7 separate regions of the Mus musculus genome follow, and all the other regions are linked to region 4. A link is a loop called in an ENCODE intact Hi-C map of the cell type or tissue named here. Cell type or tissue: heart. All regions are shown on one strand. Region 1 overlaps Cdh13 (cadherin 13). Region 2 overlaps Cdh13 (cadherin 13). Region 3 overlaps Cdh13 (cadherin 13). Region 4 overlaps Cdh13 (cadherin 13). Region 5 overlaps Cdh13 (cadherin 13). Region 6 overlaps Cdh13 (cadherin 13). Region 7 overlaps Cdh13 (cadherin 13).

Region 1 (4,000 bases), 90 kb after region 4:
TGTTCTTACAGACAACCTGAGTTCAGTTCCCAGGCCCCACATCAGATAGCTCCCAAGCACCTATAATCCCAGCCACAGGGGATCTGGCACTCTCCTCTGTCCGCAATGGACACCAAACGCACATACACGCACATGCACACATACACACACACATACACACACACACACACACACACACACACACACATACACACACAAATACATACACACATACATACACAAATATACACACATACACACACATACACACACATACATACACATACACACACATACATACACATACACACACATACACACACATATATACATACATACACACACATACACACACACACACACACAACTCTTTAATAAAAAGAGTGGCTCACTGATCTGGGAGCTGTGTTTCTTCACCAGCTATGATCTTAGATCGGCAACAAGTGTAAGAAGTTGGCAAAAAAAATAACAATGTCATCCTGTAAAAGTCAACTGGCTATGTCCAGAGTTTTCAGCGGGGACTATTAGATATTTCACTGTTATGGTATTTGTCTTAGAGATTGGAAATGTGGATTATACATTTTGTATGTGTCTAGCAGTGAGCCTGGTACTTTTTGTCAAGTGTCAGTTTTTTAAAGTATTTTACTAGATTCACACACACACACACATATATATGTGTGTGTGTGTGTGTGTGTGTGTGTGTGTGTGTGTGTGTATGTGTGTAATATTCTGAAATGAATACTTACACCACTGCCCTCAGGTTTTCAGCCTTTCCTTGGAATGAGCACTGTTCATTCTTGCTCCTCCCACAACCTTTTCAACTTACAGCTTCAATGTTATTTCCTTACAGAGCGCCTCCCTTGACTTCCCAAGACCATGCCAGTCCCCTCTACAACACATTTTTTTGCAATATTTGCCTTAATTATAGTTAAAGGATGAATTATGTGCTGGCTTTTTATCAGAAGAATGCAAGTATCAGGAGGGACAGTCCACGTTCCCTATCACCGTGTCCCCTGAACCTCATACAGTTTCTTCAAAGTAGTCCTCACTCGATTGATTTGCAGCTGGGTTAAACTGTGATGCTGATTTTTTTTTTTTAGAAGACGTCTATATTTTAAAGTTCTAGCCTCAGTTTGATCCAGCAAAAGTTAAATTCATCAGGCCAAGCAATCAGCGTCTTCTACCGTACCACTGTGTACTTGAAATCCAGTTTTGAGGCTCCTGTAGCTGCCGAAATCAATGCCCACTTTTTTTTTCCAGGTATGGTAATTATTTTTCATATTGGTATTGACTGCCTCTTTAAAGATCAGCCAGGATGAATCTATTTCTCAAGCTGCTGTAAATGATGTCAGACAGGAAGAAGAGTGGAGGAGAAAGAGGTCTGTTGGCGAGAGATTTATCCCTCTCACCCCAGCTGGAGAAACTATGGCCAGCTTGCTAGCTACCCATGCCAGGTGAATGCCCGGGCTAGGAATGTTCTAATCTACATGCTGGCCAACATTCTCGTCTCTCAATGTTGGTTGCCATGCTGACAAGCAGTCTGCAGTTTTAGATCTGCTGGGGACTTGTTTACTCACTCAGATAGAGTATCAGAGGCAGGGAGCTGACTCAAGTCAGCAATGTGTTTGCCAGGCCTGCCAGAGGACCTGAGTTTGGGGGTGTGAGCAGGGTAGCTCTAAATGGAAAACAAAGTGTTAGTAGAGGAGAAAGTTATATACTAACATCTGAAGGGCGGACACTCCTGATTTAGGCAAGTGTGGCCAAATTATCCATGAACTATGGATATGGATGATGTATGGATCATAGATTGTATCACAAACAGGGCTCGCCATTAGCTCATCTCAGTCCATTTTGTTTGTTACACAGCACGTGTGGCTGCCTTGTGTTAAAATGAAAAAATGCTGGGAGCTAGAGAGACACAGACACACATACACACACACACACACACACACACAGAGAGAGAGAGAGAGAGAGAGAGAGAGAGAGAGAGAGGGAGAGAGAGAGAGAGAGAGAGAGAGAGAGAGAGAGAGAGAGAGAGAGAGAGAGAGAGAGAGAGAGAGAGAGAGAACACTGCAGTTAAAAGCACTGGCTGCTCTTACAGAAGTCCTGGGTTTGATTCTTAGCCTACGCATGATGGTTTACCTCCATCCAGTTCCAGGGGATCTGGTGCCTTCTTCTGACCTCTGTGGGCTCCAAGAAGACATGTTGTGCATATACCTTTATGCTGGCAAAACATACACATAAATAAATTAGATTTTTATTTAAAAAAAAAAGCCAGTCAATCTGTTGTGACAGATATTTGGTGCCCCCTCTGCCCTGCCAAAGCCTGAAGTATTTTTTGAGAGCTTTCTGGGCGGAAGGAAGAACCAATGAGATAGAGTCACGATGAAAAGTGTCCTGTGTTGAAGAAGTGCAGCACATGGCCAGAGCAGAGTAAGCCAGCGACTTGGGGGTGGTGGTGGTGGTGGTGAAAGTTGGAGGCTGGGCAGGAGGGCAGCCTGGAGGCCTTAGAAGAGAGAAAAGAGATGTGGTGTTCCAGAGGAGGCCAGAGTTCTAATCTCAAACTGGCTCACAGGAACCTAGAGATTGCTGTGGACTGTGGCAGCCACTCTGAGTGGGGACATAGGGTTCAGAGGCGATCAGGAGCTTTGAATAGTGGGGACAGAGCAGGATGGACAGAGGGAGAAGTTCATCTAGGACATAGCCAATTAATTGGCTACCTTCACTGCTTCTTGGGTCCTGAGACAAGTTCTGATATGATCTGAGGTGGGCAGGCCTTCCCACTCCAGTGTAACCAGCCATTGCATGGGTGTCTTTCAGTGTTAATACTTATGGTGGAAAAGGAACACTGCCCAGGTGGCCCCCAAAGGGATAGTCATGAAGATCTGCCCATGTCTGTGCTCTCAGCAGCCGGATTCCTGGACCCTTCACTCAAGTGTGGTCTTGAGGGTATATTCAATTGCCCATTGCATAGTGTATCCATTACATAGAGGGTAAAGGCAGCTGAAGCAAGCCTCATCAGGGGGTACCCCCACAAGCTCAGAGGAGGCTGTTTCAGACCAGTAAGTGGTATAAAGTAGTCTATTCCCCAGTCTATATGCATGTGTGCATGCATGCACACACATACATGTGTATACATGTTCATGTGAGTATATAATTATGTGATGCATGTGTATACATAGCTGTGTGGAAATCGGGGGTCTGTCTTCGGTGTCCACTTTATTTTCTGAGTACCTCGGACTTGCCAAATGAACTAGACTGGCAGACCAGTGAGTCCCACTGTGCCTCTTCAGTATCCGGTCGTATACCACCATGCTTGGCTTTCTTCTGTGGGTGCTTGGGGTGAGCCTCTAGCCCCCAGGCTTGCCCAGCAAGCACTTCGCCAGCTAATCTCTCTCCCAGGCCCCTGAATTTTAAGACCTTTCAAATATTATCGATGACCTAGGAGTGCTCCAGAGAGGCACTTTGCAAAGGAAGCAGGCAGAAACAGAAAATTCCCAGGGATTCGATCTCTGTAACAAAATCGAATCCAACACCTGTGATCTGCAGACAGCTCTCATCTTTTTCCACGCCGGGCAGATGAACTGTGGTATTATCACAAATACTCCAGCCACAGATGCTTTAGCGACAGAGATAGGCCCTGTCACAGGAGACAGGGCATGTAAGTCCTTGTCATACAGCGGCTCTGTCCCAACAGTGACTGTGCTATTCATAGACTGGTCAGGGGGACAAGTGCCTTGCTAAACTTGGCGTGCAACAGTGTGGTCATTTACGAGTTTTGATGCCATTGAGTCTTGCTGTGGGGCTGGATTTTGTCACAGCTACCAGAGTGGTCAAATCAAGACATTGTTCTTTATGATTTATCTCCAGTCTGACCGGGTTGTGTGTAATGGGGAAAGAGAGCGTGTAGATTTTAGGACTTAAACTGCCTCCAGGTGTGGTTTGACTCAGTGCCTGTGAGTGTCTATGAGCCCTGTGGGGTAAAATTGAAGGTGTAGATGGACTCCAACGTCATTACCCA
Region 2 (4,000 bases), 560 kb after region 4:
TAGCCCTCTTTTTTATTAATTTTTAAAATTGATTCTTTGTGAATTTCCCATCATGCACCATTCTCCTCCCTTCATATCTACCCTCTGCCCTTGGAACCTCCCCACTAAAGGAAAACTAAAAATATATTAAAATTTAATATACTTATATTTATATATTTGTTTTTATTATTTTTATTTGCATTTAATATATTTAATAATAAATCTTATGTAAATATAATACATAAATGTTATATATTAAATATTTTATTTAATATTTCATATATATATGGTTGTTTTAAATATATATCCGTGGAGGTTGTGGTATGTCACACAGTAGACCCTTTGCCCAAACAGCTTCTACTTGCAAATGTTAATTGCGTGAATCATTGACCTGGTTTTGAGGCCTGTGGCTTCTGCTACACTATCAATACTGGATCCTCACCGTGATTCCCCTAGGATATTCTGCTGTTGCCCGATATCATGGAGATCCTGCAGCTTTGGATCTGCAGGACTGGTCCCTTCACATGTACCAGCAATTCATAGATGGGATGGTTGTTGGGGTAGGCCAGCTCAAAGCCCTAGATCTGTGATGGGGTAGAGGCTGGGTTTGCTCAGCTTGCCAGCTCTCCTGGACCCGTACCACCAGGGCCAGCTCTCCTGGACCTGTGCCACCAGAGCCAGTTCTCCTGGACCCGTGCCACCAGGACCAGCTCTCCTGGACCTGTGCCACCAGGGCCAGCTCTCCAGCATTGCCCAGGCAATGAGCAGGGCCAGCTATTTCTCCCTTACAACCTCCAGGCCTGCTCACCCGAGCCCCTAAGCCTCCTTTTAAAGTTATATTTTGTGATAGGGTCTTACCAAGGTGCTCAAGCTGGCTCTAAATCACTCTGGAACATTCAAGCTTTGAACTGGCTCAGACCCTGTGTGGCTATGAGTATAGACCCGGCCACCACGCCCAGCTATACTGTCTCTTTAAATCCTCAGCCTCCCTCCCCACTCCCTACCCCCCAGAACTAAATAGTGATTGTCCCCACTTTGCACCTGATGAAATTGGGAGCAGAGGCAAAACCCTGTGTTTGAAGATAGGATTGTAACGTGTTTGCATGAAGACAGGCATGTGTTTGCTCAACTGGACAATATGGTGGACCCTGGCCTCAACCAGAAGGCCAAGAAGCCATGGGGTCTTTGACCTTCTGAGGCCTCTAAGCAGGGGATGGGGGCTCAGGAAAGGACCTGAGATGAGTTAACTCCAGTGAAATCACAATTAAAATGTCTTTTTATCAAAAAGTATCATACATCTTGTTATTGATCCTATTTTCCATTAATCTTAAAAATTCAAACAGAGATAATTGGTGTTTAATTAAAGCCTTAAGTATATTTCATTAGAGAACATTTTTTTAAATCATAAAAATGAAAACGCAAGAAAACCTTCCTGTCTTGTGGAATTGTTTTGATGTACCTCAACCAGTCCTCCCACATCACCCACCAAGATGCTCCCACCAAGATGCTCATCCTAGCTTAGACACCACTGCCACCTGGTGCCTGCATGCAGAATTGCAGGCTTGGTTCTTGCAGGGCCCCTGGAGGGTGCTGATTTACATAGACACCTGCTCATGGTTGAAGTAGTTACAGCTGCCTGCACATCCGCAGCCTTCTATCTGTGCCTCCCGCGTTCATGGCCTTTAAGCTGCGTTTGTTATAACCAGATTAACAATGGTAACTCTGATAGATAGCACATGAGATACGGGTGAATATGATACAGCTTGTGCAAGCATCAGTCCCCCTCTTTAACTGAGCAGTTCCACACGCCAAATTTTGACCTCCATATTTTAACCCTTACCTTCCCGAAACTCTCCTCTGCTCAGAGTGTGCTCAAGACTCCCCATTTCTGGAATTTTCTAGGTGTTCCCCCACCTGTCTGCGGCTTCTGACTTGACTGTCCCTTGTGCTCACAAGAACCTCCCTCTACCTCTAGTTTCTGAACTTAGCCTTCGGATATCAGACCAAGGTCAATGGTCACAAAGAGCAGTGTTGCACAGTGGTGTCAGGAGATACGGACAACGTGGTTTAGAATCTCACTTTCATCTGTTTAAGAGCAGGGACCACAGCCACCTTGCAGACCACTGTGGTTCCATCCATTATATAAACAAACTCAGGATGATTAAAAAAAAAAAAGTCCCATTCCAAGCACCATTTAAAAGTATAAAGAGGTTCATGAGAGTCGCTCAGCAGAGCCTGGCACCCAGGGGAGCCATGAGGCGTGTGGTCACTAGCACTAGCAACAAAGTATAAACCTTGCTCAGTGCCTGCCCAGTGTGTGGCAGATAAACAACTCCTACACTTACCCTTGCTTGCAGAGAAAACCAAATCTCCTTCCTCCATTAGAAACAATGCAAGTTTCCTCATCACCCGCCCGCCTTGCTCCATTACCCAGGGCTTCCACTATTGCTAAGCTTCCTCAGCTGTAAGTTGTAACCATTTGCATGAACCAAGCTAAGCGATGATGATGCTATTTTGGGCAAGGTTGCTTTTGGCTAATCTTGGTTGATCAGGCAGCTTTGCGCTGGCACCTGACACTAGTGGTTTGGTCCCCAAGGGATGTGTGTGTGTGTGTGTATGTGTGGGGTGTCTATGGCGGGCTCTCTCCATGCCTTTCAGACCGTCTTAAATGTCACTCTGTCTCTCTGAACAGGTAGTCGATAGCGACAGACCCGAAGGGTCCAAGTTCCGGCTCACCGGGAAGGGAGTGGATCAAGACCCTAAAGGAACTTTCAGAATCAATGAGAACACAGGCAGTGTCTCCGTGACACGGACCCTGGACAGAGAAACGATCGCTACTTATCAAGTGAGTCCTGGGTGCCTGCTCACCCTGCGCATAGAGATATGGATTTCAGAGTGATTTCTTCCCACCGAGCCAATTATTTCTGTGCCTCATCAAACCCGAGAAAGTGTGGCTCCAGGTGCTTCTGGGAGAACAAAAGTGGAGCCTAACAGTGAGGGGCCCCCTAGCTCATCAGCAGAGCCACCGGGCCTGTGTCACTCTTTGGGTTCCAGAGACCAATGAGACAGATACCAGAGGCACCTCGGAGGAGGTCAAAACCCTGAGGCCAAGCCTGGCTTTCAGAGGCCTGTGTTCCGAGTCACCGTGATAAGTACAAACCCTCAGACAAGATAATCCTGCTTTTAGACATTTATCCTGATGAAATCTGGAAGAGTTAGTGCAGTTTTGTACAATGTGGGCCTTGGCCCTGAGGGTGGAGCATTGCTAAATAGTGAACTGCAGGAGGGGTGCTGGCATCAGGGTGTCAAGGAAGGCAGCTTCCTGCAGCATTTAAGATGCAGCAGACTGGAGTGGGAACTCAGTGGTCGAGAGCACTTGGTGCTCTTCCAAGGACTGACTTTGGTTGCCAAAACCCATATTGAGCAGCTCACACCCACCCATAAGTCCAACTCAAGGGGAGTCAGTGCCCTCTCTTGACCTCCACAGGCACTGTCTGCACACACACACACACACACACACACACACACACAGAGAGAGAGAGAGAGAGAGAGAGAGAGAGAGAGAAAGAACACAAATCTATAAAATAACTATGAAGAAATCTTGTGTGGAAACAGAGTAGTTACATGGGAATATTCAAGACAAGATACAAGAGACAGAAGACAAACACATATGGTGTCCTTGTTCTGAAGTGTTTGCATGCATTAGGACAGGTGTGCCTTCAGAGCCATGGTAAAAGAAAAAAAAATCAAGGAAATGTATAAAATTAAATACCCAGATGTGATTGAAAAAGTAAATACAGAAAAAGCCATGGATGCTGGGAATGCGAGTCTCCTTGGGAACTGCGGTATTCATGCCATCGCTATGGTTGCTCGTCGCAGGTACACAAACCACAAACCCTCTGTGAATGCACTCTGTGCCGGGGACTTGTTTTAAGCATGTAATTTGTTTCCTGTAATTCGATTCTGGGAACAGCTGATAAGTAAATTATATTACCGCCTTATTTCCTAATGAGGAAAAAGC
Region 3 (4,000 bases), 410 kb after region 4:
ATGAATATATTTTCAATGTAAACTAAAGGGGGACTAAAGGGTAACAATTTAAAGAAATTTGCTTGTGACATATTAATCAAAGGTAAGTTGGTATCCAGGCTATTCTGAGAGGAAATGAACTTCCAGGGAGAAATACTGCTTCAGAGAGAGAGAGAGACCACTGTAACAGAGCCAGGCAGCAGGCAGAGAGGGTGATCCTCAACTATGTTGCATCTATCAGTACATATCAAAACCAACAGAAAAGGTAGCGCTAATGGCAGAAATGGAAAAACCCAGGGTCACATCTGGAAATTCAGTTGTTTTGTTTGTTGCTTTTTTTCTTTCTTTCTTTTCTTTTTCTTTTTCTTTTTCTTTTTCTTTTTTTTTTTGTTTTTTTTTTGTTTGTTTGTTTGTTTTTTTGTTTTTTGAGACAGGGCACTGTATCCCAGACTGAACCTACCGGATCACTTTGGGTAGCTTCAGACTCATGGATAATTCTCCTGCCTCATCCTCCCTGGTGCTAAGACTATACATGCATAAGAGCTAAGAGCCCACCCCACTTATAGTTGCAGCTTTTAGCATCTTTCTGTGGGCTGATATAAAAAGCCACATAAATATGAGCAGAGGCCATGTAGAGTTCAGTGGCACATCCCAGTGCATGTGGTCCACTGAGATGCTACAAGATGTACATCCTCTTCAGGTAATCCTGGGATGGTTACAACTATACTGTCCTGATCTTAAAATCTGTCTAAACAGTTGAAAAGAAAAAAAAAGAATCCTGCAGAATATATTTTCTAAGAACTGTGCACATAAGCATATAATCCAGGTGCTAGCAACAGTGGGAGCCAAAGGTGCCTGCATGCATAAGAATCTAAGCAGTACACTTTGAAACATGCCATGGGTAAAAATAAAAATAAGAAATAATGGCAGAAATATTTTGAGCAGAATGTAACAAAAATGTGGCGCCATGCGAGAGGCTTGCCGGGTGAAGCTAAAGCAGGGAAAAGCCAGAGAGTAGCAGACTTAGCTCCAAAAGCAGATGGAGAGAGATAGTGAGAAGGGAAAGGGATAGTGAGAGTCAATCAGGGAGAAAAGAGACCCCAGCCAAACCGCAGCTCGGCTGTCTGAGAGATGCCTAATTCGCAAAGCCCCTGGGAAGGAGGACGGAGAGCAGGCAGTCGGAAATGAATGGGGTGTAAAAGGAAACTTGACTAGTTATAGAAAGTGCAAGGAGCCCCTGTGAGGCTATTCCTGAAAATCAATCTGAAAGTTGAAACTGACAAATCCTCTGAACGGTATAGAAACTCGGTGCACTGAAGAACAAAGAGAGACGTCTGTGTCTCCTGACCTCAAGCGCTTGTGAGCCAAGACCAAGCCAAAGCCAGGTGACTGCATGGAACATTCTCCCGAACTTTCAGAGCCACAACACCAGCTCTCACGCTTTCAGAAAGGAGTCTTTCGGCTCCCTTCCCAAAGCCAGTGTCACCTTGTCACAGTGGGGCTGACCTGAGCACATGTCGAAAAGCAATGCCATGCAAAAGAACCTCCAGGAAGATGAGTTAGACCAGTGAGCACGCAAGCCTGCGTTCCTCAAACGGCAGCAACCGAAAAAGAGGAACGGCAGGTTGCAGAGTGGGAAAGCCTAGGTCATGCACGTACCTGCCTGGGACCTTTGCCCACAGCAACAAACGACGCCTTTATGATTGAGGAAATGGCAGTCAACCAGTTTAAAAGTGGGGAGGGGACTTTAACAGCCCCTGTACAGAAAAGCACCTTGAAATGACTTCTGAGTGTTAAGACCTCCGACATTATTAATCCACAAGGAGATATATAGGAGGGAGACCAGAAGATAACACACACACACACACACACACACACACACACACACACACACACACACCAAAAGGACATCTGGAGAATGACGATACCTTGTGTCAGCTGTCACACTGCAAGGCTGAGTATCCTATGACTTAGCAACATAATCAGAGGTAAATCTAAAATAAATGTATGGCCACCTTCCCCAGGGGATACTAGAGTGCTCATAACAGTACTCATAGTAGCTTAAAGTAGCATCAAGAGATGGCTTGGTGATGCAACAAAACCTGTTATCATGCTCAAGAGCCAACACAGACCAGACTGAGGGTGAAAGAAGCCAACGAGAAAGAGGAAGCTTGCCCATGGCCAGTAGCAGGTCTCTGGCAGCCCGCATGGTGGGACCTTAGGGAGGATGATGACTGAGAAGGTCTGAGGGATGTTTCTGGAATGATGAGGATACAATGTATCCGCATTGCCATGGTGATGGCATAGATTTGATCTTAAAACAAGTTAGCAAACTGATGCTTAGAGTTTTCAACTTAATATAAGAGTGACCAGAGCGTGCCTTCATTAAAAATCTTGAGGTGAGTGACAGAAAACAACAGGAGCGCCTCCTTTTGGTGAATGAGCAAACCCAGGGCAGAGCTGAGACTGCAGTCTTCAGTGCTTAGCCTGGCACACAGAGCCTTCAGTGCCCGTCTGACCTCCCTTCCAGCCTGCTCTGCTTAAACCATCCTACGGCTTGCTCGAGCTAATTAGAGATACCCTTCGCACAGGCCACCTCTTGCTCTAGGATGGGCCAGTGAGGACAGATTCGAGGTTTGGTCACAGACACCTATGTGCATCTTATACGATAATGAGGAAGAAGAGCCTTTTTGTGACATTGCAATTGCTGTCTGGACATGTCCATTTGTAGTATGGGTGTGAAATGTCCCCCACAGGCTCATGTGTTGGAGCACTTTGTCCCCAGATGGTGGCGCTGTTTAAGCAGAAGGTAAAACCTTTAGAAGGTGGAGCCTGACTGGAGGAAGGGGCTCACTAAGTGTTAGAGCTTAAGCTTTGGTCTCACCCAAGTCTTTCTGTTTCCCACTGACCACAGTATGAGCAAGCCACTCAATTTCCTACTGCCACAGGGATGTCCTCTGCCATGTTGTCCCTCCCAAGATGGACCGTACCCCCTTCAACCAAAAACTACAATAAACCCTTCTTTCCCAAGTTCTTTCTTGTCAAGTACTTGGTGACAAGAAACATAATTAATATAATAACCCTAGAGTTGGAGACATTAAAACTGGTAGGAGACATGTCTTACAGATATCCCTTTTCTTTCTTTCTTTCTTTCTTTCTTTCTTTCTTTCTTTCTTTTCTTTTCTTTTTAACAAAGAGTGTCTTAAATTGTCATGGCTCACGGGCAATTTTATTTTTAAAAACAAGAAAACTTTCAGATCCATGAATTTTTTTTCTTAAAAATTCAAATCAGGCTTGATAATTTTAAGTTTAATGCTTTCTGGATTTTGAGGTAATGGCCAATTATAAAAGGAAATGCCAGAACTTTCTGAGAATTCTTTTTATTTGTTTTTCATCTTTGCTATGGACTATGGAAAAACTTGGGTTTTTCTCTCTTTTTCCTCCCATTAATTTATTTATTCACTTGACATCTAATTGAAGTCCCCTCCTCTCCTCTAGATGCTCCCTCACACAGCTCCCCCTTCTTTTCTCCTTGAGAAGTGTGAGGCCCCCTGGGTTGTTAAGTCACTGTAGGACTAGGCACATCCTCTCCCACTGAGGCCAGACGAGGCTGACCAGTTACGTGAATGGGGATCCACAGACAGGCAACAGAGTCAGGAATGGCCCCTGCTCCAGTTATTGGAGAACCAAGACCAATCTGCACATCTGATATATATGTGTGGGGAGGGCAGGCTGGCTTTTTCTTTATCAATCAGATAAAGGATTATTGTGGATTGGAGAGGAAGCTAGCTTGCTCAGTGGCAGAGTGCTGACCTCAGTCTCATTATGGGCTTGATCTCCAGTACGGTACAAAACAGACAAAACCCAGCAATGTTAAAGCAAAGAGGTTGGGGTACCAGAGCTCAATTCAAGTATGAGTAGTTCCCTCCATACCGCCAGCAAATTCTAGAACGATGTTTATTCTTCTCTGGCCGCTGTATCTCTTCCTCAACACGTGGCTATCTCCTGGTCCATTTATCTT
Region 4 (4,000 bases):
AGGGGCCTAGGGGCTTCCTATGGGGCACCTCTGCAGAGCAACAGGGGTGTCTTCTTCTCCCGCAGGGCCGGCTGGCAAAGGTGGCTTTAAAAGCCCACTCAGTTGCTTCTGAACTGTAAATAAATGGCCAGCCCTGGGGGGTTTTAGCTCTCACTTTGATTGTCTTGCATAATCAGAGCGCTCATCTGCATGAAGATAGTGACTGCTGTTCTCTGGGCTGAAGCACCTGGAGGGGAAATAGTCTCCACCCCATGCAAGGTGCAGCGGAGTTCACCAACAACAGGCTTAAACGCAGGGGGTTGGAGGCTTGGGTCTTTGTGCCTCCAAGAAAAATGAACATATGTGTGTGTGTGGTGGTGGTGGTGGGGTGTCTCAGTGCCTTTGAGTCAACAAGCCCAACCCAAACTTTCCTGAGGCAGAAAGGAAACAGAGGAATGACAAAAACAATGTGAAAAAGTGAATTACTCACTGCCCTGCAGAGCTAGGGCAAGCCTGTGTGTGTTTTTCCATGCAGTCAAACATAAAGCAGGCACTGGGCCCAGCTTGGAAGCTATCAGTCTCTGGCTGCTCATTGGCAGACTTGCCACCTTCCACATTTGCATGCATTGGGGGTGAGGTGGGCTGGGGGGGGGGGGCGCGGTTCTAAACAATAAGGACTAGAAGACCTTTTTTCTCACCCCCACCCCGGGTGTTCTGGGAAAACCTGTCCCGGAAGCAGCAGCTGGAATTTGGCCACTGACCCAAAGGAGCAGAAGTGTGAGTTAGAAATTCCACTGTGGTAGGGATTGCCCACTCCTGGGAGGCAGCACTTCCACCCAGCCCAGCTTCGCACAATGCATGAGCAATCCCCCAAGAATTAACTTCTAGGGAGTGGCTCAGGTCTTGAGACTGTCCCTCCATGTGTTCCCGAGAAGTATTCCCTGGGATTCTGTGGCTCTGGCTTGAAGTGGGAAAGTTCTCCCCGAGAGAGAGTGAGAGTCTGGCATTTCAGGACTTTAAGTGAGTCTCCACAACTTCTCATGTGGCCGCCACTCTGCCCATTCTATTTTAAGAGCCTGGTTCATGTGCAAAGCCTTTCCGATGAGGGCAGGGACTCAGAGCCTGAGAGGGCACCTCCAGCCTGTGGCTCCTGCTTAAGGCAGCCTGCACTGTTCAAAAGTTCTAGGGGACCAAGGATTTAAAGTGGTAAAAGTTCACATGTCTAAACACTCTTATAAATATTTTTAGCAAACCCCAAAATAGTTTTAATACACCGCCAGGCTGAGTAAGTGACCTGGATTTATGTAACTCCAGCATGTTACTGGAAGCCTCAAAGGTCTTCTTAGCAGATCTTCCTCTTCTACCTCCTCTCTTCTAGAAGAGAAGATCCTCTGTGTGTTAAAGTAAAATCACCCATCCTCCCCCACCCTCCAAGAAAATTATACCCAGCCATGGTACTATCTTCAGGAACTAGGACTTGGCTATGACAATCAGCTATGACAATCACTTGGTCACCTGAAGTTAACTCTCTGGATGAAGGGAGCGCTCATGTCTTCAAAACCTTATCTTTCCTTGCTGTCTAGAAGTACAGCTACCCTAGGAGCCCAGGTAACTCCTGTTTTGTGGAAGCCAAAGCTGCCCTTTCCATCCCTCCCTGGCTGACAGGCACATTATCCTAACAGCCAAAAATCGGTCAGCGGTTGCGTGTGTGCGCACACATGCCCATCTTTGTGTGGTTTGATCTTGTTTTGTACCTGGTGAAATTTTTCTCCAGAAGGGGGCTCCATCCACAGCCTTACAAAATCCCGAGCCTGCAGTTCTCGGTCTGGAGAATTCCTGTGAAGCAAAGCGGGTCCTTCAGAAGGAAAGTCTCTTTCTTCGAGATTTTCTGCTACAGGCTGTCCTGGATGGGAGGTTCTGTCATTCCCCATTGAGCTGTTCATCCTTCTCTCTTCCCTTCTTCTCGTTGCTGTGGTCCCTGTTCTATCTTCACTCCTCCATCCTTCCTTCCCTAGAAAGGCGAAGGCAGGAGTGATTTTCAAAGGGCTTTGCAGACAACGCAGTCTGGACTATAATGAAGTTTGGACATGTCCTGGCCTTTTGATTTTGGTTGGATCTGGCTTTGTTCTTCAGGCAGCAGAAGCAGAAACCATTCCGTCTGGGAAAGAAGATAATTTTTCCCCCCAAGACACACCATCCAGAAGAGTGAATCCCCCAGTCTCAGCTTGTGCCCCAGCACCTCCTGAAAAGGAGAGGGAAATATTCGTCTGTCATCCAATCACAATGACCAGTCTGGTAGAATCAAGTCAAGTAGCCAGAGGCTTGGGCCCTCCTTCCATTTAGCTGTCAGCAAGGTGTCCAGACGCCTTGGAGAATCTGGCCTCCTGAGGGATGCTGCCAACACAATTCTCCAGGGCTCGTCTCCTCTGCCACCACAGATGTGGGATGGTGGCTGTATCCTCGGGTTAAAAGTGAGAGTCCTCCTTCTCTCTTGGGTTAAGACTGGCATCTGAGACATCTCCCCACCTAGGCAGAGCCCAGAGGGGGAGGTGGATTGGGTGATTAGCAGACTGGAGCTCCTGCCATCTGCTTGCTGGGATGTGTCCCAACGCTTCTGCTCTGGCTTCTGGACAGGGCTTGCAGACTGGCAGCCCCTGGTCTGCTTGAACCAATGGGTGGGGGTGGGGGGGAGAGGACAACTGGTGCCCATTTTTTTTTTTAAATTCATGACATCAATATCTTTGAAAGATGCTTCAGGTTCCCTGCATTTCTTGAAAACTCGGCGGCCCTTGCTATTTATTTAAGCTCTCTTTCTAAGTGGTGCTGGTTGGCAGGAGCTGAGCCACTACTGCCCCTTCAGGACAGAACCTACTTTGCATTTGGTCAGAAAACTCCCCAGCCCCTCCCCGAAGCACAGCACCCACTGTAGGAATTCCACGCCCTTGAACCCATCACTGAATGACTCTGTTCTCATAAACTGAGGCTCAATCCAATCAACATGGATAACTTCTTAGTGATATGTTACTTTAAAAGGAAGTTGCATGGGCATGGGGTATTGGCCCTGTGGGTAAGAGTGTTTGTTGTACAAACATCAGGACTTGGGTTTAAAAATCCCCCCAAAACCAATGTGTCTGAAACCCCGGCGCCATGACAGACGGAGACAGAAGGATCACTAGGGCTTGGTGGCCACCAGTCCACCTTCAGATTCAGTGAGAAAACCTGCCTCAAGGGAACACGACAGGGAGTGGTGGAGCAGTCGTGTAGACTCTGAACAAGTGCACACAAGTGTATGCACTCCCTGACCCCACATGTGCACACACACCACACATTCACATAGTAATAGTGGCACACAGTAATGAAGGTGATGAAAGGGAGGAGCAGGTGGCTTTTGGATCCCTATGATGAAATACACAGATGTGGCTGTGGGTGCACCAAGGCTGCCCCTCCTCCCCCAGAAAATTATTATCAGAGCTCTTGGGGATTAACAGTACCCAGACTGGAGGCTCCACTCACAGTAATGACATGTAGACCTGCAGCGTCCCTGCAGCGCTGAGTCACTGTGAAGCCTGGTATGTTAGAGATATGATATGTGACCTGTGATATGTTACACCCTCCACATCCCCATGTTTCAGGAGCGGGGGTGTGGGGGGGGGCGCAGGAACGGGTAGCTGAGAAATCACATTCTCAATTGCAAATACGAAGCAGAGAACAAACTGGAAGTGAGGCAAGGCTATGAACCCAAAGCCTGCCCCCTCCCCTCCCCCCCTCCCAGTGATAGACTTCTTCAGCAAGGGTACATCAGCTCCCCAGATGGCGCCACTGAGTGGGATCCAAGTGTTCAACACCTGAGCCAATGGAGAGTATTTCTCATTCAAACCTCCACACTGCTGGTGATGGTTCGCATCTGTCTTGAACATTTGGTTCTCACTGTGGTCCTGAATGCAGTACCAGTGCTGTAGATGTTCTCTGGCTCCACAAACATTACAGTAACCTGTGTGTCTCGTCCCATTGTATTGAGCAG
Region 5 (4,000 bases), 63 kb after region 4:
ACTCCATAGCCTGGTTGCTGAAGGGCAGAGGGAACTGACAACCATTGTTCCACCTTCAAAGAGGTGAAGTGTTTGGATGAACCTGGGTCCAGCCTGGGAGGGTATAGATGCTCACCCATGCCGTTCCTGCCAGCTCTCTGTCTCCCTTGCCCCTGGGGTTGAGCTTCCCTGAGGACTAGTGGAATGAAGAAGAAGCATTCAAACACAGTTGGTGAGGCGACACATTATGCTAATTCTGGCTCAACCTGGGTTGATTGGAGGCTAATTTCAAGAGCATCCAAAGCAAGGCAGACAGCAAAATAGTGCTTCCTCAAGCCCCATCCCAGGTTCCCCTGCCTCAGCATGGCTGCCCTTTCTGTGGGCCTTACAGCAACCCTCACAGTAACCTTTTCTATAAAGACCTTTTTAGACGCCGTGTTTAACGTAAGTCTAACTGGGATCACACTTATCTCTAAACATGACACACCCTTGGACTTAAGTCCACAAGCACAGCCTTCGTCACCGTTCTTCTCCTGGAGTCAGACAATGCACTTGAGCAACTGAGACAAGATATTGAGATGGTCACCTGTCTGTGTCAAATGTCACTCAGCTGTCAGGAGGAGACCATCTAATCTGAGGTGGTTCATATAGCCTCACAAGAGTGATGCTAGCAGGAGCCTCAGGAGTCCTGTGAAAAGAGATTTATTTAAAATGACTCCACCCGTTAGCTGACCCCACATGCCTATGCTTCCAGGGAGTTTTGTTGATCTACTCTCAAGCTAAGACTGGCTTGTGGAACAGTTGGCTTACTGTAGAAATTTGTCTCAGGGCAGTCTTTCCTAGGCTGACGTGCAGAGTAGCTTATGCACATTAGTTATGGCTTGTTATGGGTAGTAACAAACGGGCGTGGCATTATGAGTTCAAAGGGAAATACAACTGAATAAACTGGGAGCAGTGAGGTTAAAAAAGAGGAGATAAATTGTGTACTGAAGAAATAGTGCACAGGTGTGTGTGTATGTGTGTATGTGTATGTGTATGTGTGTGTGTGTGTATGTGTGTGGGTGTGTGTATGTGCATGTGTGTGTGTGTGTGTGTGTGTATGTGTATGTGTGTGTGTGTGTATGTACATGTGCGTGTGTGTGTGTGTGTGTATGTGTGTGCATGCGTGTGTTCACACACGTGTGCTTCTGTGGAGGCCGGTCAGCTTCTGATATTGTTCTATCCACTTGGTTCTTTGGAGCCAGGATCTTTCATTGGCCTGGAATTTACCAAATAGGTGTGGCAGGCTGGGCAGTGAGCCCCAGGGATCTACCTGTTTCTGCCTCCTCGGTACCAAGACGGTAAGATTGACATTACAGCTGAATTTTCATCGGGTGGGTTCTGGGGATCAAACTCAGGTCTTTGTGCTTAGCCAGCAAGCACCTCACCACCCAACCCATCTCCCCAGCCCTCACTGGAGTGTGCCACACTTTCTCAATCATTGGGACCCGGAACTTCTTCCGTGCACAGAGCGAGCCATAAGATAGAACTCTGAAAAACAAGCTGAGAGTCAGGGCCACATGAGGACTGCCCTTCATATGTGATGTCAGAGAATCCTGGCTGCCCTTTCCCTGGGGACTAATGGTCTGGAATGTGGGCCATATCTAATCCTCTCAAAGGCTCAGAGACCGCAAGTCCTGCCCTAGGAGTGGTTCTTCACCTTGTTTTGAGTCTTCTCTTTGTCCTGCAAGATCTCCTGCAGGGCAGCTGCTGACAGCATTTAATTGCCTTCAGTTATGACGTCCCAATGTCCAAGCCCCGCTGCCTCCCAACCCCACAAATAGTGACCATCCATATCGATTCAATTTGTAACGCTATTCTAGTGTTCAAGACGTCCATATAAGGCTGTGTACAAGCAAATGCTGCCCCTCCCTAGTCCCGGGCATCTCCATCCTGTAGCTTCGTGGGCAGCCTCAGCCCTGTGTGGCCCAGCAGAGACTCATTGTCTCTGAGTCATTGCCTCTTCCTGTTTGTTTTCCCCTCTCCTCCCAGCTAATGGCATTACCAGCCCCATTCAACCTCCAAAGTTAGAAAATCTGAGTACTTTTTTATTTCTTCCTTTTCCTTGATAACCTGTGAGCTGATAAATCCTCCTGACCCTATGTCTGAAGTACATGGCAACCACATCTCTCTTTCACTCGTGTGAACATTGCCCTAGTTCAAAGGTCTTTCTGTTGTTCTTGTTGTGGAGGTGGTGGTGATGGTGGTGGTGGTGGTGGTGTGTGTGGAGGTGGGGGCAGATAGAAGACAATCACAGGATGCTATCTACTATTTGTTGCTTGTTTTTGTTTTTGTTTTGAGACGGTCTCTCTCACTGACTTCACTGCCTGAGTCTCAGTTCAGGTAGACTGGTTGACCAGCAAGCCCTGGCAATGTGCCCATATCTACCTCCCTAGCACTAATGTTATAAGCACCATTCCACTATACCCAGCTGTCTTAAGGGGGTTCTGTGTATTACTCACAGAATCTTAGACTTGCACAACAAGCCCTTAACTGAGTCCCCTCAGGGCCTGGCTCCTCTTTGTTGTAGATGAACTATATAGTCTCTTTGCTCTGATTTCTTTCCTCATCTTATAACTCCTGCTATGGCTTAAAAACTCTCATTTAGGGGAGAGCATGCTGGATGTGTCCTCTTTGATTGCATCCTTGGCTAAGACCTTTAGTATTTGTGATATATTTCTTTTCCCATATATATTTACTGAGTATATTTATTTTTCTTTGTTATTTTATTAAGACTTATTTATTTGTTAGGTATACAATTTTCTGCCTACATGTATGCCTGTGCATCAGGAGAGGACACCAGATCTCATTGCAGATGGTCATGAGTCACCATATGGTTGCTGGGGATTGATCTCAAGACCCCTGGAAAAACTACCAGTGTTCTTACCCTCCTCTTTAGCTTAGTATATGTCTAAGACCATCTCTTAGACCAAGTATATGCCTAAGAGTTCCTTCTTCATGGATCTTGCCAGTGTTTCACATGCATCATGGTTTAATCATGTAGTAGCATTTTAGTCTCATGCTTGTTTCTGTGACAAAATACAGCTCAGGGTGAGAAAGGGCATCCTTACTCAACTTATAATTCCAGGTCATATTGTGGAGAAGCCACAGTGTCAAGAACTCAGGAAAGTTAGAGACACTTTATCATCAAAGAGAAATAAATGTATGCTAGCCTGCCTGCTTGCTTGCTTGCTTGCTTTTTCCTTTCTTATAGAGTTTATGACCCTGCGACTAGGGAATAGTACTGCCCACACTGGGCTAGGTGTTCTCACGTCAATTAACTTAATACAATCCCTCACAGTCATGCCCACAGGCCAACTCAATGTGAATAATCTGTCATGGAAACTCTCTTCCCATATGGTTATGAATGGTGTCTGACCCATGATTAAAATTTAACCATCACAAAAACAAGTACAGAAAGAGAGGTGGATAACTCAGAATTGCCCTTGAGTTGCCCTGGTAAGGGAGTGTCGTTGTGAGTCCACTCTTGGTGAACCTGGAGTCTTACTGGCTCTGTTCTGAATGAGTGTGCGGTAACGATGTGGTGTCTGCCTTCTGTACTCCCCAGTAGGGAGGGAGTTCTTGCTTCCCAGCATGCTTAAGGTATCAAAATTCGAAGGAACTGGGTTAGCTATTTGCTCACTTTTATGTCTGACTAATTTCTATGAATGAGAGGATGTTCAGATTGCACAACCGTATTCAAATGCCCTTTTCTCAAGTCAGACAAATTGGGTTGTCAGCCCTACCTGGCAGGGGGAGTACAGTTTCCAAGCACATTAGAGCTTTGTAGAGAACAAGGAAACGGCTGATAAAAGAGCAAACGATGCCCATTTGGCCCGTTAAGAGTCCTGTCTCCAGTCTTACTTTCCTTCCCCTTGGGCCTTCTGTCTCTGAAGCTCAGAACCTGGTTCTCTGTCCTCTTCTGATAACTCACCCACCTCCACACACAATCCCCATGTCGCTGGTCTCCCTCCTCCGTGGC
Region 6 (4,000 bases), 150 kb after region 4:
TTAAACTGGACATCACATAGTGAGCCGTGCTTGGGAAAAGTCTCTACTTCATAAAGCCACTGTAAGGAGGCTACCTCAGACATCCAGGACAGAGATGGTGTGGTGGGGACTGACTGAGGGGCTGGCAAGTAACAATGGGAAAGTAGGAAGATGAGTGACTATCTTATTGAGGCGAGGCCAAAATGGCACCCAGGGATGCAGACTTGCAGCTGACTCATGGAGAGGGGAGGGGAGGGGAGGGAAGAGCAGGGGTTGGGGAGAGAACACGCTTGGACAGCACAGGCTCTTCTGTTTCCTCTGTGGGCCTGGTCCCTTCTTGACTTCAAGCCTGTTTAATAAAAACTGGCTCTTTAAGAAAGACAAAGGTTCCATGGAAGTCAGCTCCCCTTTCAGCCCGCACTGCCATGAACCCTCATCACTATGCACGAGGCAGCTGTACACCTGATGTCCACAGCAGGCAGTTCTAGCAGTGGGGGGAGGCACAAGATAAATCACTCATAGCAAATTACTAATTAATCACACTCTTCACTTCAATGACATATACCATCTTGCTTAAGATGTGTCTGCTTATAATCTTGCATTCTATTCTACCAATTCAAAAGCCAGGAAAACCTGCCATAGATTCCCAATGGAGGGCAAATCTTCCTTCTTTTCCTTTGAGAGCTAAGAACTCAAGGGCTATTATTCTAGTAGCTGGAGAGAAATGACGGAAAGAGGGGGTGATGTTGTGTTTAATCAAGTCTCTCTGTGTAGCCCAGGCTATCCTTAAATCAAGCCCCTGACTACAATTGCAAGTGTGCAGTAGTACCCCATCCAGCTGTTGGTCTGTTGGTATTGTCTTTTAATCTCAAAAAACATTGTAGGCAGCTTACAATATGTAGAACAAGGCATTCCTCATGGAGAAGATACAAAAATCACTTTTGAGAATGCCTTTGCCTGGGCATGCTCGTAACACCTCTTTGCGTCTCCAAATCAGGATGCCATCATCTTAAGGGGCGGTAGACAAGAGTCATAAAACACTCAGCTGCCCAATCTGTCACTGGTTAGTAAATCAGCAGGGCAGAGCCCACGTGAGGAGTCACGATTTCTAGTGGTCCCTGATGATGCTTATTTAGAATGAATAGGTCTATAAGATAAAATACAAATGCTTATTTAAAAAAAGAGTGCCTTTGTCTCACATGACAAAATGGGCCCCATCGTCTGGCTGCCAAGGCTGTGCTGTGTTTCGGCTGATCTCTGTCTGGGCAAGTTGAATGCCCGTGTAGAGTCCTTCCAGAAACAGAGTCTGTGCTTTTTACAATGAGTGGGTTCTGCTTCTTCATTTTGTCTGCGTATACAGGCAGACGTGTCCAATCTATTGGCACATATCGCGGCGTCAAAACAAAATAAAATGAAACTCGGAATGGATGAAGCGGCAGAACAGTATATGTTCTGGAGTCTGAACGCACATCCCATTTACCACATTACATTATTTGAAAGAAGTTACCACTGCAGAGGGCCAATGACAACGACAATAACAATATAACAACAACAAAAATAGAAGTGTTCCGAGCACTTGTGTACAAATGATTCTGCTTTACTGGTCTCTAATCACATAAATCTACAAAGACCAGTGTATAGCTGATTTATTTGCTTCTTAGTGTATGGTAGGCATAAATGTTCATCAACTCAATCCCCACACTTAGCCTAAGAAATGGGAGTACGGTTGCCCTGATTGGATAAAGAAGAGCAAGGCAGGCCAGGAATCTTGCAGGGCTTCCACAGGGTCACACAGCCAATAGTGGAAAATAGGGCCTAATCCCATGTTCGTTCACAGGAAGTCACATGTTGATGAAAGGCATCTGTTGTTTCAATTGAGATTCATTTTCTTACAGAAATCTGATAATCAGTGAAACTGCCTGTGGATTTCTAAGAACATTTCTTCTTCTTCCTTCTCCTCCTCCTCCTCCTCCTCCTCCTCCTCCTCCTCCTCCTCCCCCTCCTCCTCCTCCCTCCTCCTCTCTCCTCCTCCTCTCTCCTCCTCCCTCCTCCTCTCTCCTCCTCCTCCCTCCTCCTCTCTCTTCCTCCTCCCTCCTCCTCTCTCCTCCTCCTCCCTCCTCCTCCTCTTCCTCCTCTTCCTCTTCTTCTTAGAAAGTTAGGGATGAAAGGTTGAGCCTGTGGAAGATATAGCAAGGGCTGGAGGGAATAGTATGTGGTTTTTAATCTTAAAGCCACCCATGGATATCTCAGGATTACCCAAACACTGAAACCGGAAGTTCCAGGGAGCTTCCATGCAATCCCATGCCAGGCCTAGGACCCAGTGAGTAGGATCAAGGTGGTCCCTAAATAGTGCCCCTTTATTCATGTGACCTGTAGGATTCAAAATCATCCTTGAGAAGCCCTCCCCCCCATTTAAATGATACATCAGGATACTTCAGGACAAAACGAACCAGTAAAAACCAGCTTGGGAACGTGGAGGAGCCTGTGCCTGAGAAACCCATGGGAAACTTGAAGGAAGTAAAGCAAGTGTCTGAGAAAGCTCAGCTCCCATCCAGATCAGCAGTGTTCCTACATGTGTCTCCTGGGACTTGCTCTGAGCCATGGAGTCATGGCTCATCCCAGAGCCCACACACTCACTACTGCCACAGCAGCAGCCTGAACCACAGAGTCCAGAGCCACACAAGGCTTCTAGATACTTCCTGGATGTGACTCATAGTGACTTACACAGTAGCCTCGACTTCCCCATCAGGAACCAGGATCTCCGTACAGAGCATCATCTTCCAGCTTCCGTCTGAGAACTTCTGTCTGCATATTCACTACCCCTCTCCCGTCTTAAGGTCTAGCTTAGGGAATCAGGACTGAATGAGCTCTTTGTGTTATTAAGCAGTGGCACACTTACATTTCTGACATCTCTAATCTCAGAGCTCAAGGAATAGCAGGGAGAATTTGCATGAAATTACCCCCCATTCTATCTATAGGTCTGGCTGCCAGTGTTCGCAAATTTGGCACAAGCTCGCACATCTCACAGCTAATGTCTTCCTCTCCTACCGGGCTCTTCCGAATGGGGTGCATTAAAGTGCCTTGTGACAAAAAGCCGGACGGATCCTGGGATGTGAAGCCCAGGTGATGTTATTTGCATCCAATTAAAGAAGTGGGAATCGGTGGCATAATTCACATGCGAGACTCTAAATGCCTTTTGGCTCATTAAGCCTTTGGATCGACTTTTGTAGGCGGATGCTGGAGAGAACACAGACGAGGTTTGGGCGCGCAGGTAGAGGGCGAGCTTCCAGGTCGAGTCCCCACCGGGCTGCTCTTCAATTGTACATTTCCTTTTTGGGCTCTCCTCTGGGTTCCAAAGGAATTTTCTTTCACAGTATTGCTCGTTTCTGGTTATTCCGAGAGCCAAGGAGCTGAGTTAGACTCAAAGCCAATGTCACTGCTCCTGCCCAGTCCTCAGTTTGGCTTCCTCTAGTTTCTCTCTCAGAATCGTACCCCCCACCAGACCCTCAAGGTACCCTGAGGGCTTTGGAGGCAGCTGGTGGTCATTGCATTTCTGTGTAGTTGGATTGCTCAGAGAAATTAGACATATCACAAAACTCTAAGTGTTCCTCGGCTTAATTACACAAAGAGCTAATTCTGTCTGAGTCCCTGAGCTGGGACTTAATGACAGCAATCGCAAGCCCCTCCAGGAGGGTGTTAGCCAGATCAGGAGGGAGCTCCTTTGGGCTGTTATTTGCTAGCACACAGCTTGCCAGAAATCCCTGGGTCATCTCAAGGAGGCTCAAGTGCATCTGGCTCAGATTCCGTGTGTCAGGGAAAGGACATGTCATCTCTCAGGTCAGTGTTCTTCCAACTTTTAATGAGGGAGGAGAGCAAGGGAGATTTTCAAAGAGCATTCTGGAGTATGGATAAGGTGGTTCAATGGGTAGGGCCACCTATTTTTATTAATACCAGAGTTGTCTTGTTTGGTTGTTGTTGTTGTTGTTGGTAGTGGTGGTGGGTTTTTGTCATGAAGGAAACA
Region 7 (4,000 bases), 220 kb after region 4:
CTGTCTGTCTGTCTTTGTCTCTGTCTCTGTCTCTTGCATTCTATTTTGTTTGTACCAAGTGATTACCCCCCAATGGCATCGATGTTAACATGTTGGGAAATGCAAAGCTACCCTCAATATGGAAATTAATAGAGCTGCTATGCAAAGCAGGCCCATAAATGTGATTGCTTCTATAATCTTCATGACACCAAACAGCTTTCAATTCAGCACCAAGAAGCTGGGAACAATCATAGTTTAGGGGGTCTTTTTAATTTAAACTGCAGCATACTGTACATTCCAATATCAGAGGGGCGTGTGTGCATGCTCTGTCTTAATCCCCCAAGTAATTAACTTGGTTATGGCCCTTGAGCCTGTGTAAGCTGCTAAATGCTAAATGAGACTAGGCTTGCTACCTATGACAACACACACAGGGAAATCCAGCCTTACGGGAATCAGTCACAACTTAAAATTTGATGTTTGTGTGTGAGATGTTGGGTCAGCAAAATCTGATTAGCCTTTGAGGTGAGACTGCTTGTCCACATCTGTCACTAAGGCAGAACACAAGGAGCAGGGTCAGTTAGGTACTTGTAACTTCCTCTCAAGGAAACAACGAATAGAGTTTGTTCTGAGTATAGTCTGTGGTTGAGGTTAACTGTGTCTAGGTGGGCAAGAAAGTCTGTAGACACTGGAGAATGCCTGTTTTAAACTGTTTAAGAAAATCGGAGTCTCCAAGAGAGACCACGGCCGGTTTATTTCACCCAAAGAGGGATGTCAAAGCTGAGAATATTAAATGGAAATACCCTTTTAATATTTTACCAATGTTTCCCCAATCACTTCTACTCTCTCTTCTTACTCTTTATAAGTTCTTTTCTGTACAATTTCAAAGTTTTATTTTTAATTAATTGTGCCTGTTTGTCCGTATGGAGCTATGCACACCTGAGTGCAGGTGCCCTCTCAGGACAGAAAAGGGTATCACATCCATTGGAGCAGCAATTCTTGACCTTCCTAAGGCTGTGACCTTCACTACAGTTCCTCATGGGTGGTGACTCCCACCATAAAGTTATTTTTGTTACTACTTCATAATTTTAACTTTGCTACTGGGTTGTTGTTGTTGTTGTTTTGTTTGTTTGTTTTGTTTTGGAGACAGGGTTTCTCTGTATAGCCCTGGCTGTCCTGGAACTCACTCTATAGACCACGCTGGCCTCAAACTCAGAAATCTGCCTGCCTCTGCCTCCCAAGTGCTGGGATTAAAGGCATGCGCCACCACCACCCAGCCTAACTTTGCTACTGTTATGAACCATAATGTTCTTTTTCTTTTGAGGTTCTTAGGCAATTTCGGTGAAAGGGTCGTTTGACTCCTGAAGGGGTGGCAACCCACAGGTTGAGAACCACTACAAAGGGAAGCTACAGGCATTTGTGAGCTACAGGCATTTGTGGTATGGGTGCTTGGAAACAAACTTGAGTCTTGGGGAAACATCATGTTCTCTTAACCCCCAAACCTTCTCTCTGTGCCTTGTATGCATCTCAGAAGATTCAACACAAACCCCTTTTGTCTCTGAAAAAGTGTGAAGAGCCAATGGTGAGAGGTGAGAGGTGTGTGTGCTGGCAGAAACTAATTCCTGGATCATAAATGGAAAGTAAAAGTTGATCAGAGCCAGAAAGTTAGGGGAAAAAAAAAAAAACAACTTTGGATCCATGAATTTACATTTTAAAGATAAATGAAAGTGTTTGCTGTGCAGAAATATGTTGTGGATGGCCTTGGTGCTGTTGTATTTTGATGTTAATTCTGCTTCTCCAGGAAGGGTTGTCTGGAAGGAGAAATGAGTCACAGACTCATGTGACTCCTTGTGAACCTCCCCCTAATAAATAAAGAAATCAATCACTGGGCAACTAGGTGGGACTTCCAGGTTGGAAGGAGGATAAGGGGAAGCAGGAGAGAGTTCGGGGTTTTTTGGATGGGGATAGTGTAAGGACAAGATGTAGCTGCTGGTGTCTCCCAGTTTCAATGGTGGGCCCACCAGGATTTGCCACCAGAAGATTTAGATTTTATATGGCTTACAAGATTAGGATTCTAGTTGTTGTGTCCAGCAATTGAGTTACCATTCTTTCTGAACTAAGTCGGTGTGGCATTTTCCTTCATGTGGTGTTTCGACTGGGTTCAAGAGAGAAAGGTATGGCGGCTAAGCATGGTTTTACGAGATGTGCACCACAAAGGCCATGGGGGATTTGAAGCATGGGGCTGGTGTGGTAGTGACTGGCCAGTGGGAACTTAGTGCCCTGGGTGGAGAGATTTTGGAGCTCTGAGTCAGAGACTCTCCATGAGATAAGAACAGGCTGGCCATTGCCACCAGTGCAGCGCACCAGTGCAGAGAGTAGCTGGGTGTAGCGTGGGAAACTTGCCATTCCTTTTTATTATTTCCCGCAACAGAAATAGAAGCTGACGCTGTATGGGTGCCAGAGGTTATGAAAGAGTAGGTGAGTGATAGGGTCCTGGGCCTGCCTGTTTATGATATGTACAGTTTATATGTTTACTGTATTTGTAATAGTTAGGAAATCTGGTTATAGGACCAGCATGATTACTCAGGGGGTGGAGCATCACTGCCAAGCCTAAGGGCCTGGGGTCCATCCCTGAGATCCATGTAGGGGAAGGAAAGATCTGCCTCCTCTGGCTTTCACAGGTGCCATGGTGTACACACACACACACACACACACACACACACACACATACACACAGAGAGAGAGACAGAGACAGACAGAGACAGAGAGAGAGAGAGAGACAGAGAGAGACAGAGACAGAGACAGAGAGAGACAGAGACAGAGAGACAGAAAGGATATTTTTTTAAAAACAATTTTAAAAAGTTTGGTTATAAGTCCTTGTGAGTTTTTACATTCCAAAGGCAGAGTACAGCACAATCCATTCATCGATCGCATGCCGTAGGATTTTATGAAGTTGTCTGGAAGTGTTGTCCCTTTACTCGGTGGGGAAGCTCATCTGCTTGTCCCCTGGGCTTGTGTTCAACCCCTTTCTCTCGGCTGTCTCGGGTTCTGGGAGCGTTTATTCCTGCTTTCTTGGTTCTGACAGCACCGTTTCCTTTTATCCCTTTTTTAATCTTCTTCCTCACTTCCCAGTGAATTGCCTTTTTCCACTTTAACTGTTACTAATGGTCACCCTGCTCCTTTTATTTCCCTAATATTTTATTCACTGTTCACTCCAATACAAGCTCCCTTCAGTTGTTCGGAAGCCTTTTATTTCCTTCACATCCAAATAACTCTTTTTATTCTACTCTCCTTACTGCTAACTAGACCTGCTTTCTTCTTTAAAGGGCCATTTTCCAACAAGCTGCTGGGATCAAAACACGGCACCGCACTCTCTCTTGTCATGTACCCAGCAGAGCTCCTTCTCCGAGTCTTTTTGAGTGCCATGCAAAGCCCCCAACTCATCATGATTCGGCCAAAACATTTTTTGCTTTCATCTCAGACTTGAAAGAGGGGCTATTCCCAGCATCCAATGAGAAGTACAAGGAAAGGGGAAATACAGTTAGGAAGCAGCTCACCTGGGTGGCTGCCTGCATACCTCACCAGGATGGGAACACCAAGTTACCAAGTGTAACATCCTGCCTTGTTCACAAGCAGCTTAGACAGACCTTCTGGATATCCCAGGGATCTATGGTCATTGAGTTCCCTAGGGGAAACCATGTTTGTGATTCCCCCAACCTCTGCCCAGCATCCAGAATGGACATGCTATTGGTCACCCAACCACTACAAGTACTGTATTCTTCAGATTTCCATCTTCATTGCTTATATCTCCTAATGCATACACACACAAACCAAACACAAAAATGAACAAGGAGTGATTCCCACACCAAAGCATACCTATAATACAATGTGTAGTCACACTGCATCCCCGGCAGAAAAGGCTATGCTAAGGCTGAGGCACTGAGCAACCCCGTGACCTCACACAGTGAATTTTTATTTCTAACTCTATCTCATAGATACAGGTCAGGGTGCTTATCTAGGTGAC

The links. Hi-C counts contacts between places; a loop is a spot of excess contacts. Peaks named below come from ENCODE experiments on the same cell type or tissue, not always from the same donor. Only the 100,000 strongest peaks of a DNase experiment are listed, where the experiment ranks them.
Region 1: it touches region 4 in a loop (4-fold over the local background); 7 of 42 quality-filtered maps call a loop at or near these places.
Region 2: a loop joins it to region 4, with 5 times the contacts of the local background. A loop is called at or near these places in 16 of 42 quality-filtered maps.
Region 3: it touches region 4 in a loop (3-fold over the local background); 8 of 42 quality-filtered maps call a loop at or near these places.
Region 5: a loop joins it to region 4, with 2.6 times the contacts of the local background. A loop is called at or near these places in 4 of 42 quality-filtered maps.
Region 6: it touches region 4 in a loop (6-fold over the local background); 14 of 42 quality-filtered maps call a loop at or near these places.
Region 7: it touches region 4 in a loop (2.4-fold over the local background); 7 of 42 quality-filtered maps call a loop at or near these places.

The regions. Positions count from the first base shown.
Region 1 is chr8:118,375,480-118,379,479 of GRCm38, forward strand. All of the region lies in intron 1 of Cdh13 (cadherin 13), which reads left to right. Among named protein-coding and RNA genes, the nearest start is that of Gm51555, 44 kb to the left of the region's middle. In heart, no CTCF peak of the experiment used is centred here; DNase peaks (open chromatin) are centred at 1,502 and 3,712; H3K27ac peaks cover 1,696 bases.
Region 2 is chr8:118,849,048-118,853,047 of GRCm38, forward strand. It overlaps Cdh13 (cadherin 13), which reads left to right. Exons shown (of 14, transcript NM_019707.5): 5 at 2,672-2,824. Among named protein-coding and RNA genes, the nearest start is that of Gm31893, 210 kb to the right of the region's middle. In heart, no CTCF peak of the experiment used is centred here; a DNase peak (open chromatin) is centred at 1,564.
Region 3 is chr8:118,697,464-118,701,463 of GRCm38, forward strand. All of the region lies in intron 3 of Cdh13 (cadherin 13), which reads left to right. Among named protein-coding and RNA genes, the nearest start is that of Gm24035, 270 kb to the left of the region's middle. In heart, a CTCF peak has its summit at 2,425; no DNase peak of the experiment used is centred here.
Region 4 is chr8:118,285,919-118,289,918 of GRCm38, forward strand. All of the region lies in intron 1 of Cdh13 (cadherin 13), which reads left to right. All of the region lies in intron 2 of Gm51555 (a long non-coding RNA gene), which reads right to left. Among named protein-coding and RNA genes, the nearest start is that of Cdh13, 4.3 kb to the left of the region's middle. In heart, CTCF peaks have their summits at 1,746 (motif pointing right), 2,827 and 3,802; DNase peaks (open chromatin) are centred at 723 and 2,500; H3K4me3 peaks cover 1,145 bases; H3K27ac peaks cover 2,619 bases.
Region 5 is chr8:118,348,427-118,352,426 of GRCm38, forward strand. The region is part of intron 1 of Cdh13 (cadherin 13); the gene reads left to right. Among named protein-coding and RNA genes, the nearest start is that of Gm51555, 17 kb to the left of the region's middle. In heart, no CTCF peak of the experiment used is centred here; a DNase peak (open chromatin) is centred at 1,945; H3K27ac peaks cover 923 bases.
Region 6 is chr8:118,434,352-118,438,351 of GRCm38, forward strand. The region is part of intron 1 of Cdh13 (cadherin 13); the gene reads left to right. Among named protein-coding and RNA genes, the nearest start is that of Gm24035, 9.8 kb to the left of the region's middle. In heart, no CTCF peak of the experiment used is centred here; a DNase peak (open chromatin) is centred at 3,740.
Region 7 is chr8:118,507,257-118,511,256 of GRCm38, forward strand. All of the region lies in intron 2 of Cdh13 (cadherin 13), which reads left to right. Among named protein-coding and RNA genes, the nearest start is that of Gm24035, 83 kb to the left of the region's middle. In heart, no CTCF peak of the experiment used is centred here; a DNase peak (open chromatin) is centred at 2,345.